2 separate regions of the Homo sapiens genome follow, and region 1 is linked to region 2. The links are chromatin contacts, found by Hi-C or POLR2A ChIA-PET in ENCODE. All regions are on one chromosome and are shown on one strand. The core of a region is the stretch at or near the end of the contact, and the rest is flanking DNA. Distances in the headings are between cores, read along the strand shown.

Region 1 (6,940 bases), core at 3,732-6,231, 1.6 Mb before region 2:
GCCCCATATCCCCTTTTAAATAAATTCCTTTTCCCAGGGGCACATTTTCTCAGGACCTCTTGAGACTATGTTCCCCAAATCTTTGTCACTCATATTTGAACTTAGAATAAACATCTTTAAAAATAAATTCCTAGCCAGGCGCGGTGGCTCACACCTGTAATCTGGGAGGCTGAGGCAAGTGGATTGCCTGAGGTCAGGAGTTCGAAACCAGATCTCTACTAAAAATAAAAAAAATTAGCAGGCGCCTATAATCCTACTAGGAAGGCTGAGGCAGGAGAATTGCTTGAACCCAGGAGGCAGAGGTTGCAGTGAGCTGAGATCGCACCACTGCACTCCAGCCCAGGCAACAAGGGCTAAACTCCATCTCAATAAATAAATAAGTAAATAACAGAAAGAAAACAAAAAGAAAAATAAATTCCTTTGTATCTCCCAACACACTGCTCTCTCCCCTAAGATCTGCACGTCCACACGATATGCCTGGTCCTTTAACTGCCTCCCTACTCAGTCACTGGGCTCTGTGAAGGCATCTGGCACATGGCAGCCACTCCCGTGGTCAGCAGACACATGCTGGCTCAAAGAATGGCCACTGTCAAGCCCTGCAAGAGTCCCTACCCTAAGGAACACCTGTTTTCCAGCAAAGGATATTCCACCATCGCCTGAACTCCATTCTTCCTGAAAATGACAATTCTCTGGACAGGGCCACAAGGATTACAGATAGTGTAAAGAACATCCTGCAAAAGCAAACACAGGCAAGATGAAGGGGCACTGGCAGATCAGTCTGGCTTGGGGGAGGGAATAAGGGGAGAAAAGGAAGGGAGACCTCACAAGAAATGCCTGCTGGCACGTACCGTGGTGATCGAATAAATGGGGTTCAGGATGGTAAAGAGAAGCACACTGTTCACGCTCCGGGAGTCATCCGAGTCCCCAGGGCGGGAGATCTTCTGGCTGGTAGAGTAGTTGACAAAAGCTGGGTGACCAGCAATGTATATTTGGTTGTCGGCTGCGTAGTTCACTGCGTTGCAAGCCCCCAACACATCTTCAAACTCCACCAGTGCTTGTCTCTTTTTAGGCATTACCACCACATAGCTGGCAGAGAGAACACAGGTTTCAATCCTCTCAGGAAAATGTAGACAGGAGGAGGGTATCATTTGATTTTTTGAGAACTGACTCCTCCATGGCCTCTGAACTCCTCTGCAACCCTATCATGGTTCCCCGACCTGAACACCCTGTGCCACAAGTAGTACCAAAAGCCAAAGAGGTCTAGCTGAGCCATCATGTCCCTCTGGGAAGCCTTCCTGACCTCTCCTCACCAGACTGTCAGATGCCACCCACAGACGGCTTCTTGAGCTTACACTATGACAGTGCAAATCACTCTAGGAGGGCAACTTTCTAAGAGAAGCATCCAGATACAGCTCACTACTGTATTTGCAGTATATAGCATGCACCAAATATTCAGTAACTACTTGCTGAATGAAAGAACACTGGCCAGGAGCAGTAGTAGCTCATGCCTGTAACCCTAAAACTTGGGAGGGCTAGGTGGGCAGACTGCTTGGGCCTAGGAGTTTGAGACCAGCCTGGCCAACATGGCAAAACCTCACCTCTACAGAACAATATAAAAATTAGGCCGGGCGCAGTGGCTCACGCCTGTAATCCTAGCACTTTGGGAGGCCGAGGCGGGCAGATCACGAGGTCAGGAGATTGAGACCATCCTGGCTAACACAGCGAAACCCCATCTCTACTAAAAATACAAAAAATTAGCCGGGTGGGGTGGCCAGCGCCTGTGGTCCCAGCTACTCGGGAGGCTGAGGCAGGAGAATGGCGTGAACCCACGAGACAAAGCTTGCAGTGAGCTGAGATTGTCACTGCACTCCAGCCTGGGCGACAGAGCAAGAGACTGTCTCAAAACAAACAAACAAACAAAAAATATATATATGTAAAAATTAGCCGGGCATGGTGGCGCATGCCTATAGTCCCAGCTACTCAGCAGGCCGAGGCAGAAGGACTGCCTGAGCCTGGGTGAGACTGCACCACTACACTCCAGCCTGGGCCACAAAGCGAGACCTTGCTCTGTCTGAAAAAGAGAACACTGACTAGAAACTACAAGGCAGAGGAAAAACGAAGGAAGGAAAAAGGGTCATGGAACTTGCTGTAATCTGACACAAAGTACAATGGCCAACCCAAAAGCAGAGCGGCCACAGAATCTAGACCAGGATGGCAACAAAATCACTATTTCCAACCAGAAATCGTGGACACACAAGGACACCCAGGAGTCAACTTTGGAAGCCCAACACCTGGCCTCTGAGCCCAGTACCTGATGGGTCCAAACTCCTGCAAGGCCTCCACAAGGTCTGCTTCCACCACACCGTCAATCAGGCCCCTGATGTGGACAACTGGGGAGGCAGGGGTTTTGTGCGGGTCATCGTAGTTCTCCTGAGAAAGGAAGCAAAAACAAGAATTATTTTCTTGCTGTACAAGATGACGCCCCACTGGCCTCTGTACTGTTGTAGACCCAGTCAGATAAAACAGTTGGAGGTCATCCGTGAAGGATGCACAGGAAAGACTAGGGGCAGCAATTGAAGCCAATCAGCCCAGAAGGATTCTGGGTCAGCAGAACAGTGGTCCTGAGTGGGTGATCACTTGCCCACTGGCTCTTGCTGTAGCTTCTGAGGAAGGTATAACGGAGGGAGGGCCACACAAGTCCCAAATCTTACGTTCTTCCAGGGACCCCCCTCTCTTCCCACTGGTCCACTCGACCAAGGAAACATGGGAAAAGAGTAGCTGGAAAAGGAGATACACTGGCAGCAAGGGCTCTAACAGCTATCTGCTACAGTTTGAATGAGGACATCCCCTTTGCATGTGCCCCAAATTCCTTGCCCTTTAACTGGCTGAGCCACCATCATCTAGCTAAGCACACCTGTTCCCCACCACTCACACCCAGGTTCAGTCAGGGCAAAAAACAACACATGCCCCAGAAACTGGGGCAGCCAGGCCAGTCTTGACCCCTTCTAGTCTTGAATCGCCCTCCCACCAAAATCTGCTTTGGAAATTACTGCCTAGGTCAGACTAAGAAAAACCAGACAAGAAAAGTCTTTTATTTATTTTTTGAGATGGAGTCTCACTCTGTCACCCAGGCTGGAGTGCTATGGCGTGATCTTAGTCCACTGCAACCTCCGCCTCCCAGGTTCAAGCGATTCTCCTGCCTCAGCCTCCCGAGTAGCTGGAATTACAGGCCCTCGCCACCACACCTGGCTAATTTTTTTGTATTTTTAGTAGAGACGGAGTTTTGCCATGTTGACCAGGCTGTTCTCGAACTCCTGACCTCAGGTAATCTGCCTGCCTCAGCCTCCCAAAGTGCTGGGATTATAGGCATGAGCCCCCACTCCCGGATGGAAAGTCTTTTAGAAAGACCAGAGACTCCAACCCATACCATTAAGAACCGACTGCTCCTTCCTAAGAGAAGTATCTTACACCCACCGACAAAAGCCTCTGGTCATCAGGAGAAAGATTAACTCTCTTCCGCCTCTCCTGGGCTCTGGGGCCGGCCCCCTGTCTGAGAATCACTGGGCAGAAGTGCGTGGAAGGTGGGTAGAATTGGATTCTATTTCAGGAGCGATCCACGCGAACCACAGGGTGAGGCACTCCCGCCAGGTTAGCAGCTCCCACAAATGGGAGTTCTAACTCCAGCCCTGCCCCTCACTAGCTGTGCCACCTACAGTAATTCACCTCATCTCATCTCTCTCCTGGCCCATTTCCTCCTTTGTAAATCGGGAATCCCAGTATCTCCCCCAACCTCAGGAAGCGTTAAGGATTTTCAATTAAGATGTCTTTAAAATGTGTGGGACAAGGCCAAGATTAAAACGCTAGCAACTCGTAACCCCTAAACCCTGGAAAACCCTGCAAATAGGCGGCCCTGTAAGACTTCAAGATTTTGGAAAGAGTGGGGACTGGGCCCCACTCCAAAAGCAACGACTGGTGTTTTCGGAGGGACTGATTACAGGGGGTCGAAATGCTTCCAACATGGCCAGGAAATAGTTTGGTTTATCAAATCCTCGGTACCCAGTGAATCCCCGGAAACTGTAAGCAAACTTGTGATGGTTTCAAGGCTTCGCTCAACTCCTAAAAGGCTAAAAGTGCATTTCACAAGTCCTCTTCCCATTTTCAATGCCTACAAAAATGAGAGCATCTAGGCTCAAACACATCCATTTCTGTATAGACACAAGGCTGGGCCTTAGAGATTAAGCTGCCATCAGACGGAATTCCCCACTCTAGAGAACAAGGCCGCCGCCCACCCGTTCCCGCTCACCAGGCGCTCCCCTAACCGCCCACGAGGCCGGGCGGGAACACTGCGCCTGCGCATGGAGCCAGCGAAGAAAATGATAAAGGGGAAAAAAACCGGCCGGGCCGCGTGCCCGGCCCCCACACGCCAGCCCGCGGCGCCTGCGCACTGGGCCATTCGCCTCACGAGCTACTTCCTCTGCGCTCCCCCACACCCCGCTCCGGACCCCGCGCACGCGCAGGCGCCTGTCCTCGCGCAAACCCCGCCGTTTGCCCAACGGCCGCCCCTCCCCCACACCGTCAACGACGCGATGGCCTGGGCGCGTGCGCAGAGGCCCCCCTCAAAAAATAAAATGCCCTCAAGCTGGGAAATTGTCCCCCAGTTCCCGGCCTTCCCAGCGCCTAGGGCCCTGGCCTCACCCCACCGCCGCCGCCGCCCGCCGCCCCGGCTCCTCCACCGCCACCGCCGCCGCCTCCGTGCTGGTCGCCGGCGTTGTCAGTCTTGAGCCGCTTAGGGGCCCGGCCGCCCTCACTGCCGCCGCCGTAGTAGCGGCCACCGCCGCCTCCGCCGCCCGCCGCCGCCATCTTCACCATCGCTCCCGACCGCCTCCGCTGCTCGTCCGGCTGCTGCCTCTGCTCCAGCCGCCGACGCCGCTTCTCCGCCCGGGGCAGCAGCCTCCGCGACATGGCGGCGCAGAACCCGCCTCCCCCCGCCTCTCATTGGGGGAGGGACACGCCCGTCACCCGCCGCCCCCACCCGATAGGGGGAGCCACTGGTCCCGCCGCGGGGGGAGGGTAGGCCGCCACACGCCTTGCGCGCTTATTGGACATTGCCCACGCCGTTCTGCAGGAGGGCCCGCCCTTGTTTGTCTGAGACACTCCTTATAGGTGGTCGCTTTCTGCCAGTCTTTCCGTCGACCCCGCCGCCTTAAAATAAAATCCAATTTGATAGGTCGGATTTCTGGCGCTGCTGGCCTCCCTAAAAGCACCTGATAGGAACGGCGCTCTAAACCTCCCAAGAATCTCCGCCTCCCTCCCACTTTCATTGGTCTCCTCGCTAATCCGTCAGCACCAGTCACAATGACGACCTTCCCGCGCCACTTCGCAAGGAGACAAGGAAGCCCCGCCCTTTTTTGGTCTCTCTCCAGTGGTGGTTACAGATGCCCATTCTTCTGCGTCTCCACTGATTGGTCAATGGAGAGTGGAGCGCACCCTCTCACCAGATGGTAGGACTGTTGATACGCTCTGATTGGATGAAATGGGGAGCCCCGCCCCAGGGTAGGCGCTCTTTGGTGCAGTATACGAAACGAGCGAAGGCGAGAACGCATGCGCAAATACGCTTTCAGGCACCGCCCAGAGGCGGGGCCCCCTTATGGAGCGACCGCTGTGTGTGCGCCGGAAGGCTAGACCAAGATTGACAGGAACTCCCAGGGTATCTCTGTCGCCATCACTATACCGTGTTCATTTCTACCTCTAGGAGGAATTGTTAAAATCCCAAATCTGAGCCTTTTCCTCAGTAGAAAACCACTCGCTGCTGCCGACTGTCTTCGGACCCTGTCCAGTTCTAAATTCAGCCGCAACCCCTTTCAGTTTCCCTTGGGAGAAGGCTCTTCCGCGCACTCTCCATGTGTGCCCATGCAGTCCCTTCCACCTGCAATAGTCCACTACCCCTCCTGCAGGAGCTAAGGGCCAAGTCATCTTGTCCGTGCGATCTAAATTAACAGGTCCCTGCCATCCCAGACCCCCAGGATTCCCTTCAAAGCCATAACTCGGGCCAGTGGTTTTCACCTGACAGCTCGACCCCTCTGAGCACCACAGGAGGTCCTGGCCCCGACCCTGGAGAGGGTGGCCACCTACCAAGCGCCCAGTACAGCACCTGGCACAGTGCAAGCCCCCTGCACAGGGGAGGCGTTCTTGTGATCTGTGCCTGCGTCGGGCCTTTCTTCCTCAAGGGCGGGGTAAGACCACCCGCACTGCACCAAGAGAATGTCGGAGGGTATCTCCAGACTCCGGCGAAGCCCAACTGGCGGAGCCTGGGGGGTGGAGAGGAGCGCGCCCCAGTTATCACGCGCAGGCAGCGGGGTCAAACGGGGATTAACCCGGGATCCCGTCCTACGGCATTTAACATTATGGGGCTGCCCGCGCAGGGTGTGGGGGGGAACACCTTAGCGAAGCTATTGGCAAGTGACGATATCGCCAAAGGGGGGAAAAGAAATAAAAGCGAAGCTAGCGTCGTGAGAAACGCGGCGGACGCCCCAAAAGTGCTCCAGGACCTTTCTGCCCGGCTGATGGGGGATTTCGAGTTGAGGTCCGGGTGGAAACTAAGTTTGAAATGGAGGCCGTGTGTGGTGGCTCACACCTGTAATCCCAGCACTTGGGGAGGCCAAGGCGGAAGGCTCGCTTGAGCCCCGGATTTCGAGGTTGCAGTGAGCCGTGATCGCGCCCCTGCACTCCAGCGTGGGCGACGGAGCGAGACCCTATCAGAAAAAATGGGGTTTATGGCAATACAAGAGGGGACAGGCCTGGTGGCTCTGCCGGTGAGGGGAAATAAAGTTAGGGGAGGGGGCCTTGCTGGGGACCTCGGTCAGCTCCCCCGGACACCAGGAAGATCCGACCACGCCAACGGAACAGAGACGGGGGCGGGGCCGCGTCTGAAGCACGTGGC
Region 2 (6,901 bases), core at 4,084-6,583:
ATTGGGATGCAGACCTGGTTGCTTACCTTTTATTTTTATTTTTTACAATTCCACAGCAAGTATCACACCTGGTTGCTTTTTTTTTTTTTTTTTTGAGATGGAATCTCGCTCTGTCACTCAGGCTGGAGTGCAGTGGTATGATCTCAGCTCACTGCAACCTGTGCCTCCTGGATTCAAGTGATTCTCCTGCCTCAGCCTCCTGAGTAGCTGGGACCACAGGTGTTTGCCACCATGCCCAGCTAATTTTTTGTATTTTTAGTAGAGACAGGGCTTCGCCATGTTGGCCAGGCTGGTCTCAAACTCCTCACTTCAGGCAATCCTCCCGCCTTGGCCTCCCTAAGTACTGGAATTACAGGCCTGAGCCACCGCGCCTGGCCTGTACCTGGTTGCTTTCTTTAGATCCTCTGGGCCACCTCATTCCTCTCTCTGGATTGGCACCCACCTCTTCAGGTTATCCCTCCACTTTCTGACAATGACCCCTTCAGGTTGAGAAATCTGGCTTTGACCCAGAAACCACAAGCAAAATCCCCATCCTTTCTCCACCCATGGACTATACTCAGGTGTTGTTCCTCCTCGCAGCCCTTCCAGAAAAGTCCCTAATGCTGTGTAGCTCACTTGCTTCATCTCTTCAAAGACCATTGTAAAGGCATAGCCTGTACAGGTATCACATTACCTCTTCCTTCACTTCCTTCACCTCCTTCTCCTCTCCTGTATCTCAGCAGCCTGGGCTCGTACCTCCGAAATAAAGCATCAGCACAGGTCAGGCACAGTGGCTCATGCCTGTAATCCCAGCACTTTGGGAGGCTGAGGCAGGCGGGTCACTTGAGGTTAGGAGTTGGAGACAAGCCTGGCCAACATGGTGAAACTGTCTCTATTTTAAAAAAAATACAAAAATTAGCTGGGCGTGGTGGCAAGCACCTGTAGTCACTGCTATTCGGGAGGCTGAGGCAGGAGAATTGCCTGAACCCGGGAGTGGAGGTTGCAGTGAGCCAAAATCCTGTCATTGCACTCCAGCCTGGGTGACAGAGTGAGACTCCGTCTCAAAAAAAAAAAAAAAAAAAAAGCATTAGCACTATAAATCTAATCTGGGCTCTGCTTCCTAGCCAACTCTCCTAAAGAGGTCTTTTAGTACTGGGGGTCTTTGGGCATTTTCTTGCCCCTCTGGGCTCAGCAGCACATTCAGTGACACATACTCCGTGTGACTCAGTTTCTCCCTCCTGTGCCCACCCACGTGGCTGGTTAGTCTAAGAAGCAACATTTATAATAGTGAAGGACAAGGCTCTGGAGGCCATTTCAGCCTAGCTCCCTGGTCCTTGTTCTTCCTAGCTGTGTGGCTCTGAATTAAGTGACTTGTCCTCTCTAAACTTCTGGTTCCTCCTGTATAAAAAGTGGTAACAGTACTTACTTCTATATGAGGATTAACAGACTTAATTCAAATAAAGTGGCTAGAACAGTGCTCTTAACAAGCACTAATTTTTTTCTGAGGCTGGAGTGCAGTGGTGTGACCATGGCTTACTGCAGCCTCAACCTCCCAGGCTCAGGTGATCCTCCCAACTCAGCCTCCCCAGTAACTGGGACTACAGGCCGCCATGCCTAGCTCCTTTTTGTATTTTTTGTAGAGGCAGTGTTTCGCCACATTTCCCAGGCTGGCCTCAAGCAGATCCTCCCAAAGTGCTAGGATTCCAAGTGGGAGCTAGAGCACTCAGCCAACAAGCACTCAATAAATGTCATGTACAATGATACACCTACCCCAGCTATGGCACGGAAGTGGTGCTGATGTTTAGGAACTTACCAGGTCCCTCCCACTGACCCAGTGAAGTTTAGAAACATTAGACAACATCCCTCCTTCCAAAATACTTTTATTTAAAAAAATTACAAACAATCCAAAAAAAAAAAAAAAAGCCACCACAAACTCTGCCTTTCTTTTAAATAACCCGGCATGGAGCAGTTTGGTTTCCACCCTATTGCACGTGGTCCGGCCTGGTTATGAAATCAGGAGGCTGCTGAGACTGGGGTCCTGCCGAGGAAGTGGGGTTCAGCCTGGAGGGAGGACACCAGCCCCTCCCACCCCCTCAAGGTGCAAGAGGCAGAGCCTGGGTTTCTATAGCAACCTGGCAGCACATCCCTGTCATCCTTCGACAGGCCCAGCTTTCTTTATCTTCCCTGAGGCCCCAGTGGTCACAGGGGAGTGGGAACTAGCAGGAAAGGTGGAAGAAATGTGTAAGTGGAAAATCAGACTCCCAGAAACAGAGTCTCGTTAAGGCATTTGGAATAGATAAATTAATTCAGGAAGACCCACCTTCACAGAAGGTCGGGGTAACCAGACACACACACACATGCAAGACAGTTTGTGGAACCCTGAAATGGGAACAAAGGAGGCCATAGTCACTGCTTCGAGCCCCCACAAAAACACACACCCAGAGTTGCATTCAGGGATCCAGGCCACCGAAGATGACATGAGGAAGGATCGATCCCCTCTATCACAGTTTTAGGACCCCAGAATGATTTCCATGATGTGATCCAGTTCATTCCACTCCCAAGAACCTGGGGCACAGAAGAGGTTGTGAGGAGGCTCTGGTGGGGCCCGTGCAGGCTCCTTTTCTACCGCAGATGTGTCAATGTCCAGAAAGAAGTCATCCAGGCCAGAGTCCCCCAAGTACCGGGAGCTCAGAGCTTCTAAGAAGACTGGATCAGGCTGGGGTGGCACTTCATTCTGGAGGCCAAGGGGAGTCACTGGATTCTGAGGGGGCTCAGTCCCATCCATGGAGGTGTCCAGCTCCCTGAGGATAGAGCCAATGGTGGCTGACAGGGAGAAATCCTCCTCGCCCAGGAAGAGGGGCTCGGGGGGCAGGGCAGGGGCGGGAGCCAGGCGAAGTGCAGCCTGCAGCTGTTGGAGGGTGTTATGGATGAGGACATGCCTGCGGAGGCTGGGTGCTCGGGGGCCCAGGCTGCGCTGGACTTTGTCTAGGGAGATGCGGAGCAGGGCTTGCTGGTAGCTCTGAAGGCCTGCTGGACTCCACTCCCACCTCTCCTCCTCCTCTTCCAAATCAGAGTGTTTCCTCTTCAAGCCTCCCACCATGATGCCCTGTAGAGAGAAGAGGCGCATAGGGGAAGGTCAGACACCAGACACCGTAGTGCTGGCTCATATCCCACTTTCTCAGGCCTATTGAGTTGTTAGTGATTTTTAATCATCGGAATCTCAGTTTACTGATGTATAAAATGAAGGCTGTCTGAATCCTACAAGTTTAAGAAGGTGAGTACATATACGATTAAGAAAATAAGATCTGGCGTTACGTACAGCTAGATTTAAATCTCACTTACTTGCCTGTTGTGGCCTCAAACAGTGAATTTACATCCATGAGAATCAATTTCCTCATCTGCCAAGTACGGATCCTAACTCAAGTTCCTCTAAGCCTTAAAACTGTTCTTCCACAATATTAATTTCTTCAAACATGGAGCACGAAAGACAAGTGTGGAGCACAGAGACCTGGATTGGAAGTAGGGAACCCCAAATCTGAATTCTGTATTGGAAACTGCTCAGCTGCGTGATCATGGGAAGTGATCTGAATGAGTCAATTCTCAGGGCCTCAGTTTCCTCATCTGTAAAATAGGGACTGTAAAAAAATACTTCTCACCACCTCTGTCAAGGAGATGCCACGTATCTATAGGGCCCACCACACCGGAAGTGCTTAATGAACAAGAGTTGTGTTTGTTTTTTGTTAGAGACAGGGTCTCGCTCTGTCGCCCAGGGCTGAGTGCAGCAGCGCTATCACAGCTCACTGCAGTCTCGAAGTCCTGGGCTCAAGCGATCCTCCCGCCTCAGCTTCCTGAGTAGCTGGGATTACCACCACACCCGGCCTCGATCAAGAGTTAATTGCCAGTTATTCGCTCAACAGATTTACTGAGTGCCTACTATATTCGAAATCTCCTGGAGCCCTGTTGGGGAACCTATGTTGAGATTCTTCTTCAACAGTCGGGATATTTCTATGTCCTCTTCCTTAACCGACTGGGAGCGCTCCCAAGAGTAGGAAAGGGGCCTGTCTCATTCCCTCTGCCCACGCTTTCAGATTCCCCCAAAGCGCGCCCCATAGGAAAACTTGCTAGAACTCAGCTCAGACCAAGCCCCGCCCCCTCGGAGGTCCCACTCAATCAGACCGCGACACTGTAAGGCCCCGCCCCCCCATGGGTCCTTACAGAGCATCCAGGAACGCCCCAATTTGGCCCAGGGGCTTCTGGGAAACGGGGGCCAACAGCCGCCAGGTACACGAATTGACGTCGAGCACGCACTACAATCCCCAGAGGGCTCCGCCCGTCCAGGGGACGAGCCACCCCCCTCACCCCGCTCTCCCTCAGGGCATGCGCACAGGGGCACAGGCGGGTGGGGGAAGGGAACCTGGACGTCCAGCTGCCGGCGCCTGCCGAGCCCCGCCCTCCATTGCCTCCGGGGCCGCGAGTCTGAGCTCCAGGCCCGGAACACCCCTCCCCCACCCCAGACTCCGGCTCTAAATTTGCTTTCTCCCGGTCCCTCTGTTCCTTGAAAGTCCGCGATTCTCCTTCCAAACTGCCCTTGGATCCAGAGACCCAGATCCGAACACATCGCTCAAAGACGACAATGCTCCGATCTAGTTCGGGAGACTACGTATCCTAATTCTGATACTTCCTCCCACTTCTCCTAGTCTCCTGACTTTCAAACGCCCCTGGACTTCACCTCCAAACTCGCTGTCCGGCTCCAAGACCCGAACATTGAACTCTTCCCGGCAACCTCCTTCCCCCGCCAGTGCGTCTTGGAGTCCCAAGAATCCTTGACCCTAGTTCTCTCGCTTCTCCAAATACTCAGAATCTCAGCTCCGTACCTCTCACACCTTTTCCAGAACACGATAAAGCCCCGAATTCAACCCGTCCGGAAGACCCAAGTGGAATCGAATCTCCAGGTTCCCTGTCTCAAAAGTTCCTCCCCTCTGTTCTCTCGCTTCTCCAAAAGCCCAACGTCCCAGCTTCAAACTCCCTCCACTTGAAAATACTGCCCCAACAACCTCGCCTCCCCTCCTGGGTCTTGAACTCAGTCTCAGGTCCCCAGACCCTCCCTATCATCACCCTGAATCTGAGGCCCCCTCCCCCGGTCCCACCCAGACCCCGCCTCCGCAAGTCCCCGGGGCGCGCTTCTCTCTCCCCCAGCCTAAGGTAAATTCCCAAGCCAGGCGACCACTCCTCACCGCAGCTGCCAGGTTCGCCACGACCACCTCCTGGAACGCCCACAGCGTTGCGACCCGCCAGTGCCAGGACCCACCAGTGACCGGTTGGAGCCTCGCTCACCTCGGCGGGGCCTCTCCGTCTGGCCTCTGGCCCACCAGCCCCGCCCCGGAGCCGAGCCGCGAGCCGCGATTGGCTGGAGTCCCGCCCGCCGCGGGGCGTCGATTGGCTGGGCGGAGCCATCCGCCCGTGCCCCGAGACGCCGGATCCGCCCACCCCTCCCTAGCGCCCCGGGCCATTTAAAGAAGTGCAACTGGCAGGGGGCGGGGCAGCGACTCCGGGGTGGAGGGCGGCCGGTCCAACAGAACCGCTTCCTTCCACTCAGCTACAGTCCTCGCTCCAAGATCGTCACCATTGCTCCCTGCGGTTCCTTTATGGTAGGCCTGGACTCCACCGTGGAGCCAGAGGGGCTGGCATGCCCCTCCCCAAGTCGCTGTGCAGGCGGGCGGGGCCGAGCAACCGGAGGAGGCCGCGCCCCCGGGGTTCCGAGGGAGGACGCTGGGGCGCGGGGGATGACGTAGCGGAAGACCAGCCAATAGAGTGGCGCGGCCCGCGTTGCCTAGGCGATCGTAGCCTCGCCCCCTTGCTGCCCCTCCCGCCCCCTATACGTTACCGCGCGGCCCCTTCTTAATCCTCAGGTTTTCTCAGCACGTCCTCTGGTGGTCCCACCTGGGTCTTCTGACACCCTCTTTCCTTCCCCGCTCCATCAAGATGACTCCTCTGCTACTGTTCATGGCTTCCTACCCACCCCGAATACAAACTTCAAACTCCTTCCTTTTGCCACAAAGCCCCTCACGACCTTGCTTGATGCGTTCTCCTGGTTCTCTCCGATCCTGCCCCATTGAGTCACTTCCAGTTTTTCTAAAATGGCTTCAAGCTCCCATTCACCCCATCAGGAAAACGAAAGGATTTTCTCTGTTTGTTTTCTTCCCTGCTTTACCCCAGTGTCTACAACAATGCCAGGTACATAATAAGTTCGCAAACATGACAATAAAAGGCCTCTGGATCTTTATTATTAATATTATTTTTTGCCGGGCGCAGTGGCGCACGCCTGTAATCCCAGCACTTTGGGAGGCGGAGGCGGGCAGATCACTTGAGGTCAGGAGTTTGAGACCAGCCTGGCCAACAATGGTGAAACCCCGTCTCTACTAAAAATACAAAAATTAGCTGGGCGTGGTGGCGCACGCTTGTAATCTCAGCCACTTGGGAGGCTGAGGCAGGAGAATCGCTTGAACCTGGGAGGTTGAGGTTGCAGTGAAGGCGAGATCGTGCCACTGCACTCCAGCCTGGGTGACAGAGAGATGGGGGAGGGGGGAGGGGGGTTTTCTTGTGTTGCCCAGGTTGGTTTTGAACTCCTGGCCTCAAGCAATCTTCTCGCCTCTGGATATTTAAACTTGTTTCCTCATCCTCAAAATATACCCTCAATTCCCAGGCTGCTTCTCAGAACACATTTCAAAGGTTTCCTCCTCTCCGAAGCCCTCCCTGGCAGTCCAGGTTGGGTTAGGATCCATTCTAGGATTCCATGGCCTCCTGTGCCGCCATCCCAGTCCTGGACTGTCAGTTACTATATGGACTGAGGAACGCCCCGCCGAGGGCAGGTACCAAGGATATCTCTGTCAACCACCTCTTGGTCTGCAGGATCACCTAGCAC

The links. Hi-C counts contacts between places; a loop is a spot of excess contacts on that map. ChIA-PET counts read pairs that join two places held with the same protein, here RNA polymerase II (POLR2A). Pooled maps may share reads with other maps.
Region 1: a loop to region 2 is called in a map of CD4-positive, alpha-beta memory T cell, with 13 times the contacts of the local background. The contact joins the promoter of HNRNPL here to the promoter of SERTAD3 in region 2. A Hi-C loop is called at or near these places in 1 of 168 maps with a recorded cell type or tissue (CD4-positive, alpha-beta memory T cell), 3 of 37 single-sample maps with no recorded cell type and 10 of 50 pooled maps. POLR2A ChIA-PET finds 5 or more read pairs at or near these places in 1 of 52 experiments (activated B cell).

Annotation. Positions count from the first base shown.
Region 1 is chr19:38,845,005-38,851,944 of GRCh38, forward strand. HNRNPL (heterogeneous nuclear ribonucleoprotein L) reads right to left here and starts at 4,982. Exons shown (of 13, transcript NM_001533.3): 1 at 4,696-4,982; 2 at 2,312-2,430; 3 at 849-1,086; 4 at 646-731. The coding sequence starts at 4,962. RefSeq lists enhancers at 3,243-4,181, 4,020-4,109, 4,182-5,119, 5,270-5,359, 5,690-5,759 and silencers at 4,310-4,849, 4,860-5,119, 6,840-6,940.
Region 2 is chr19:40,439,002-40,445,902 of GRCh38, forward strand. It overlaps SERTAD3 (SERTA domain containing 3), which reads right to left and starts at 5,334. Exons shown (of 2, transcript NM_203344.3): 1 at 5,214-5,334; 2 at 1,843-3,085. The coding sequence starts at 3,079. The coding sequence ends at 2,489. It overlaps SERTAD3-AS1 (SERTAD3 antisense RNA 1), which reads left to right and starts at 5,516. Exons shown (of 2, transcript NR_187496.1): 1 at 5,516-5,627; 2 at 5,889-6,262. RefSeq lists silencers at 4,181-4,560, 5,026-5,085, 5,266-5,585, 5,646-5,865.